3 separate regions of the Homo sapiens genome follow, and all the other regions are linked to region 1. Evidence: chromatin loops called from intact Hi-C (ENCODE). Cell type or tissue: K562. All regions are shown on one strand.

Region 1 (2,500 bases):
GGATGTGGAGGCATGCGCCTCTAATCTCAGCTACTCAGGAGGCTGAGGCAGGAGAATCACTTGAACCTGGGAGGCAGAGGTTGCAGTGAGCCAAGATCACACCACTGCACTCCAGCCTGGGCGACAGAGCAAAACTCCATCTCAAAAAAAAAAAAAAGGAAGAGGCATACCTTCACACACACACACATGCACACACACACACACACACATTCTCTCTCTCTCACACACACACACACACACACTTGCACATAAACCACCACAGGTTTGGCACCTCCAGAGCTGGAGAGCATCCACAGAAATAACCAGCAGAAGCAACAGCCACCTTACAGAGCAGAGGGGACCGTGGCCAGTGGGAGTAACTGACCCCTGTATATGGGCACCTGAGATCAGGAGAAAGGGAATAAAACCATGCACACCATGTGGAAACTGGTCGTACTTCTTCGTCATACACATGACATGCTCTGCACTGCTGCTGCCTTTGAGAACTATCAGAAAAACATAGAGAGGACTTTGCAGGGGTTCATGACAGCAAGTGGGAGCAGAGCCAGATAAATCAGAATAAAAACTTAAATAATGCGATCTCATAGTGTTGTTGTAAGAAATCAAGCACAAATAGAGCAACTGGGATATACCACCCCCAGCTCCATCTATCAATGTTTGGCCCAGCCTGCATTTGCATTTACTTTATCATCTTGTGTTAATTTGTCATCATTATCACTTACCCATATTCATTTCTTGAAAGCAACCTATTTCGGGAATGATGGTTTCTTACCACAAATGAGGCTGCTTTAATGACTTCAGTGAGTGGCAATCTAATGGGATCACTGCGGCTGCGAGCCTGAGCACAGACAAGCTCGGCAGCAGCCTCCTTTGTGCAGCAGCGCTCTGTAATTGGGTCTAATGGAGGAGTTGAAGGTTTTCTCTTTCTGCCTTCCTAATGATATTAACGTCTTCATGAGGTTAATGAAACTGCTAACCCCGGGCCAACGTGAATCGCTTCCTGTATAATATAAAAACTTTCTATTTGGAGTCTTAACGCAAGCACTAAGGATTACTATTGTTGTGATAGCTGTGTCTGTTATTGTGTATAACAGGTTTTTCCTTCTTTTCTATTCCAAGAGCCAGAATCAGAGACTACCAAGGACCTGATCGAATTCAGATTCCAGACAGTGGTGGAGGATCCCAGAGGCAGTTGGTTAAGGAGATCCTCCTGGTTGGGTCAGATCCTTTATGGTCTCTACTGCCCCCTGCTGGCCTAGGGAAGGAGGAGCGGCTCTCCAGCAACCCTTGGGAGATGGAAAGTACCAGAAGACAAAATATGAAGAAATATTCTTTATTATCACTGACTATATGCTTTTCTGTTTAATACTTACAAATTCCTATAGGGTAGGTCTTGCTACTGTCATTTCATGTATGAAGAAACCTATCCTCTAGTGGTAAGCCAACGTACCTAGAGTTGCTAGGGTGTGGGAGCGTCAGATCCAGGACAAAGTACAAGTCGGTCTGGTTTGCCACTGTTGTTTGAAGACATGGTACGGTGAAAAATGCATGTACTTTAACACCAGAGCAACTTGTGTTTTCACCTTAATTCCCTAATGTAAGAGCTATACAATGATAAAACAAGTTACTTAAAAGAGCTAAGCTCCGTTTCATCTACAAAACATGAATTATCATATCTATCTTGAAGGACTGTTGTGGGGGTTAATAACAAGGAAGGCAAAGCACAGGGCCTAGAATACAGTGGCTGCACAGTAGATGGAGGGTGGTATTGGGGCCAGAGACAGAGGGTGGAAAAGGGTAGGCCTTCCTGTGGATCTAGTGGCTCAATGGTTGCTTTATTCAGGTCCCCAGGAGGTTTTAACTCAAAGTCTGGGCTCAAAAAATATACTAGAATGCTCAGCTAATGATGCCAGCACATCTGAATAGCTCTTTATCACTTATAAACCAATTTTGTGTATATTTTATTTGATCTTCACAAATATGTACCTGTAGATGCATAAATATGCCACAGTTAGTTGAGGAAACACACAATATGCCCAGTATTATACTAAGCACATAAAATAATGGCTGGATTTCATCTTCATAACAACCCTATAAGTATTATTATTTTCTCCATTGTCTAGATGAGGAAACTGAGCCTCAGAAAGATTAAGGAAATTTCCCAGAGTCACACTGTATTAAGTTGCAGAGCTAAGACTTGAACACTGGCCCATATGACTACAGAAATCATTTCTCTCAACCATTGGGCTACACTGCCTTTTTCTGAAGAAGGGAGACAAGTATTACATTTTCACTATATAGACAAGGATATTCTGACTCGTGTAATAGTGATATGGTTTGGCTCTGTGTCCCCACCCAAATCTCATCTTGTAGCTCCCATAATTCCCACTTGTTGTGGGAAGGACCCAGTGGGAGATGATTGAATCATGGGGGTAGGTCTTTTCAATGCTGTTCTCGTGAGAGTGAGTGGGTCTCACGAGTTCTGATGGTTTTTAAAATG
Region 2 (2,500 bases), 820 kb before region 1:
GAGCAGACTTTTCTAGTACCTTTCAATTCTCACCATGTAGGTAACCATATTCTCTAGCAACTGGGATATATGTCTTTCTCAAAAGTTCCAGTTATCTAACACCTTCACAGGTGTCACAGCTCTCCAGAAAATAAAATCAACTCTGTGTGTGTGTGTGTGTGTGTGTGTGTGTGTGTGTGTGTGTGTGTAGAAAGAGATTTGAGAAAGAGAGAGAGGGACATTATAAGGAATTGGTTCACAGGATTGTGGTGGCTGGATAAACCAAAATCTACAAGGCAGGTTTGCAACCTGGAGCCCCAGGAAAGATTTGCAGTTTAAGTCTAAAGGCAGTCTGCTGGCAGAATTCATTCTTGCTCAGGGGAGGTTAGTCTTTGTTCTATTAAGGCTCTCAACTGATTGGATGAGGCCTACCTACATTTTGGAGGGTAATCTGCTTTAGTCTACCAATTTAAATATTAATCTCATCCAAAAAAACAAACAAACAAACAAACAAACAAAAACACCTTCACAGAATCATCCAGAATAATGTTTCACCAACTATTTGGGCACAGTGGCCCAGCGAAATTGACACATAAAATTAACCATCATAGTAGGTAACCATATTCTGCAGCTACTGGTGAGATCTGTCTTTTCTGAGCACCTCAGTCAGCCATCTGACATCTTCAAAGTAGCCTGTCTCACTCTAGCGAATTGGGAAAATAGAATAGATGAAGAGGAGGATGGCAGAGATCTCTCTCATTGAATGCATTCCCCATTCATTTCTGACCAGCCACCTTCTGTTCACCATCTTAATCAAGAGAAAAAGGAATATCCCTGGAAAAATAAGTTTTTCCCTCACTTATAAATGGGAAAACAGCATTAGCAATGATAAAAAGAATACTTAATATTTTATTTCACTTTTAAAGTCTCATTGCTTGTATCAAAAACATAATTTAAGCAAATAGTAATCTTTTTTAAAAGGAGAAAACAGACTCAGATTTTAAGTGATTTTTTTTTTCAAATGATGACTTAATGAGTATTTGTTGAAGGACCCAAGTCATTCGACCTCCAGCCGGTCTTCATTAACTACCCAATTCTGCCACAAGGTGGCATAAGGCGACACGCCTCTTTACCCAGTTCCCTTTCTAAAGCTTTGGTTGCACAGTACTGCGCATCAGTCATGTCCTGTCTTCACCCTAACTCTTAGAAACTTGGACAACTACTGAGGGTAGGCTTAATGCTCTCAAAATGGACAAAATTAAGATATTTTGGATTTTTGTTTATTGTTTTTTTCTACACTGCTTTACAAATGTTTTGTTCTAAGATTGTTATATCTCCAGGCATTCCAATATTCCATGAAATCTGGATTGGATTGTATGCCAGACATAATTCAGGAACTCCCTTATTTTAAACAAGTTGTATTTTACTTAGCATGGTATCACTCGTTAAACAGAAACATTTAGATACCATAGCCCTTGCTCTAGACTTGCTGAATCAGAATTTCCGGGGGAAAGCTCTCTGAAAATGCAAGTTCTTACTTTTGTAATTATGCTTCCTATCTGGGCACATTTAAGGAACACTGCTCTAGGTAATGATGTCCAGGTCCACCTGGGAGTGTCCTACAAAAACGAGCCCCCTCCTCTTGTCCTCACCTTTCCCTTCTCCTACCATTCACCCTCGCCACACCTTTCTCCTTCATTTCCATACCCCTGCCTCCTTCTCCCCAGATCACCTGGCCCACTATACTACATCATACTCAGCCCTCTTACTTTGTAATTTCTGGGGACCAGGGAGGTGGCTTACTCAGGGGAGCTAGAGCCAGGTCTGCCTTTTTTAAAGAGTGAGGACAAGGTGTCCTAACAGTCTATGGAAACGTGAGAGCTAATTGGTAGTCACAAATTGTCAGAGGAGCCCCATTTAGTTTAATGCTCTCTTAAAAAGCTGAGAGAAGGCCGGGCGCGGTGGCTTATGCCTGTAATCCCAGCACTTTGGGAGGCCAAGGCGGGCGGATCACCTGATGTCAGGAGTTCAAGACCAGCCTGGCCAACATGGTGAAACCCTGTCCCTACTAAAAATACAAAATTAGCTGGGCATGGTGGTGGTCGCCTGTAATTCCAGCTACTCGGGAGGCTGAGGCAGGAGAATCACTTGAACCCAGGAGGCAAAGGTTGCAGTGAGCCGAGATCACACCATTGCACTCCAGCCTGGGCAAAAAGAGTGAAACTCCATTTCAAGAAAAAAAAAAAAAAAAGCCGAGAGACACCATGCAGCTATAAAAAAAGAATGACATCATGTCATTTGCAGGGACATGGATGCAGCTGAAGGCCATTATCCTTAGCAAACTAACACAGGAACAGACAACCGCACGTACTCACTTATAAGTAGGAGCTAAGTGATGAGAACACATGGACACAGAGAGAGAGAGAGAGGAGCAACACAAACCAGGGCCTAGTGAAGGGTGGGAGGAGGGAGAGGATCAGGAAAAACAACTAACGAGAACTAGGCTTAATATCTGGATGAT
Region 3 (2,500 bases), 740 kb before region 1:
CCTGGGCGACAGAGCGAGACTCCGTCTAAAAAAAAAAAAAAAAGAAACTATCCTAAGCTTACTTCTTTAAGAGTGTGCAAATGGGAGCATTTATAGGTGATACAAAGAGATAAAAAAGAAGAGCATCGATCTATCAGAGAAATATCTTCCCATGAAATACAGTTGCTACAACAAATAAGAGAAATTTTAGAAAATTCCAAATCAAGTTTTTGCCAGATTCAAGAGGACTCTGAGCCAGGTGTGTGTGGCTCATGCTTGTAATCCCAATGCTTTGGGAGGCTGAAGTGGGAGGATCACTTGAGCCCAGGAGTAAGAGGCTGCATTGAGCCATGATGATCACACCACTGCACTGGGTGACAGAGCAAGACCCTGTCTAAAAAAACAAACAAAAAAAACTTCAAGAGGACCTTGAAACTTCAAATCGAGAGCACATAGTCATGAAACATTAATGAAAAAAAAAAAATCTAGAACCATCTGTTGGTTGTAGTGAATTTGATAAGCCTGTCTGGATCAAATTTCTTAATCCTATCCTGCCACCTCCTTTCAATACCTTGAAAAACGCCACCGTTTAGAGTATGTGCACAAGTGACAAGTTATGGTCCCGAATCATGATCTCATCCATCCTTGTGAGCTAGGTTGGACTGAATGTCTTGAGCCCAAATGAGTCCTCTTCCTGCCCATGGGGCTTCCTTCACTCTGGTTCTTCCTTAGTCTTCTAAGTGGAGGGAGCAACATTTTTAACTGGGAGGGATAACCCAATGTCTTTCCATAGAACCAGCTTCACGGGAGCAAAGGAAGACGCCATTCAATAGAAAATACCTAACAAGAAAGAACTCCAAGATCAAGTGGCATTGGAGCATTTATCCTAACACAGTTCAACTTATCTATCTACATACACCCTTCTCACTGGAAGTACTGATTCCATTCAGATATCAAAGGAGAAAGCCTTGAGCTCCCCCTAGAGAACAAAGCATGTAGCCAGTATTTCCTGATCTTAGCTCTCTGTAGGCTTCACAAGTCTTGCCTCCCCTTCTCTGAAAGAGGCACTGGCGCCTCTTACTGCCTTGGGCACACGTCTTTACAGTACTTACCGCATTGTGCTATTTGTTGCAGCTCCTCATTCCCTTTCACATGTGAGCCTCTTGACGGCAATCAGACTGTCATTAGGTTTTCTCTTCTATCCCTTAAAATGGTGTCTGGTGCAAAGCGGGCCCTCAGCAACTATGTTTGTTAGGGAAATAAAGCATTCAGGAGAAACAAAAAATATTAACATTCCTGGAATGTTAATATTTTGTCTTTCAGTGCTCAGTTATTTCTCCTGCTTTCTTTTCTACTTCTTTACTCCACCACATATTATAACTAGCAACTTACATAGCCCTTGTTCATGCAATATGACACTGAATCCTACAATTCTATGGGAATAGAATTTCCCTTTTACTCTTACTAGAAAAGAAAATGGACATTCAAACAGGTGAAGTGAGCTGCTTAAGGTCACATAGCCAGGAAGTATTAGAACAAAGAAACAAAGCCAGGTTTTTCTGACCAGATTTCATGATCAACTAGGTGACTTTACTGTGTTCCTTTGGATTTTTACCAGCTTTAGCCTTAGTTTGTCTGCAACCGCCACACATGCACACTGCATACACAGTATACACACATGCACACTGCACATAAATTAGCAAAATGAAGATAACTTCTTCTGGCTCTCCCTTCTTTCTGCTTTATAACATGATCACTGATTGTAAAGCATTCAAACAATATACTCATTCTCAAGCTTGATTGCACATTGAATCATCTGGGTAATTTAAAAAATTACTAGAACCTGGGTTCACTTCCAGTAGTTCTGACTTAATTTGTCTAGAGTGGGCTGAGCATTCAGATTTTTCATAGGTTGTTAATGTACTAAGTTGAGAACCACTGCAATACAGAAAACTGTAAATAATTTTTTAAAAATCTGTAATTCCTTGGCCAGGCGCAGTGGCTCATGCCTGTAATTGCAGCAATTTAGGAGGCCAAGGCGGGCAGATCACTTGAGGTCAGGAATTTGAGACCAGCCCAGCCAACATCGTGAAACCCTGTCTCTACTAAAACATACAAAAATTAGCCGGGCGTGGTAGTGCGCGCCTGTAATCCCAGCTACTCAGGAGGCTGAGGCAGGAGAATTGCTTGAACCTGGGAGACGGAGGTTGCAGTGAGCCGAGATCATGCCACTGCATTCCAGCCTGGGCGATAGAGCAAGACTCAGTCTCAAAAAAAATTCTGTAATTCCACCACTCTGAGATGATCACCATAGTTAATATTTTGGTGAATTTATCTTCTCTTTACATTGAAGCATACATCCAGTGTTACAAAAAAGGGATAACATGCAAGTTGTTTTGTAACTTAGTTTCTTTACCTGCACCCTTTTCCTCACCTGTATGTGTGTGTATGTCTGTATGTCTGTAGTGTGTATTCATATATACATTTTAATGGCTTTGTAGTATTTCACGGTATAAAGGTA

Evidence for each region. Hi-C counts contacts between places; a loop is a spot of excess contacts. Peaks named below come from ENCODE experiments on the same cell type or tissue, not always from the same donor. Only the 100,000 strongest peaks of a DNase experiment are listed, where the experiment ranks them.
Region 2: a loop joins it to region 1, with 4 times the contacts of the local background. A loop is called at or near these places in 7 of 110 quality-filtered maps.
Region 3: it touches region 1 in a loop (6-fold over the local background); 3 of 110 quality-filtered maps call a loop at or near these places.

Annotation. Positions count from the first base shown.
Region 1 is chr9:100,713,552-100,716,051 of GRCh38, reverse strand. No RefSeq gene overlaps it. Among named protein-coding and RNA genes, the nearest start is that of CAVIN4, 140 kb to the right of the region's middle. In K562, a CTCF peak has its summit at 1,250 (motif pointing left); a DNase peak (open chromatin) is centred at 1,221.
Region 2 is chr9:101,528,884-101,531,383 of GRCh38, reverse strand. It overlaps a transcript of PGAP4 not described here. Among named protein-coding and RNA genes, the nearest start is that of RNF20, 3.7 kb to the left of the region's middle. In K562, a CTCF peak has its summit at 1,086 (motif pointing right); a DNase peak (open chromatin) is centred at 1,083.
Region 3 is chr9:101,457,662-101,460,161 of GRCh38, reverse strand. It overlaps LOC105376184 (a long non-coding RNA gene), which reads right to left. Exons shown (of 4, transcript XR_001746862.2): 4 at 1,073-1,221. Among named protein-coding and RNA genes, the nearest start is that of TMEM246-AS1, 9.5 kb to the left of the region's middle. In K562, a CTCF peak has its summit at 958 (motif pointing left); a DNase peak (open chromatin) is centred at 961.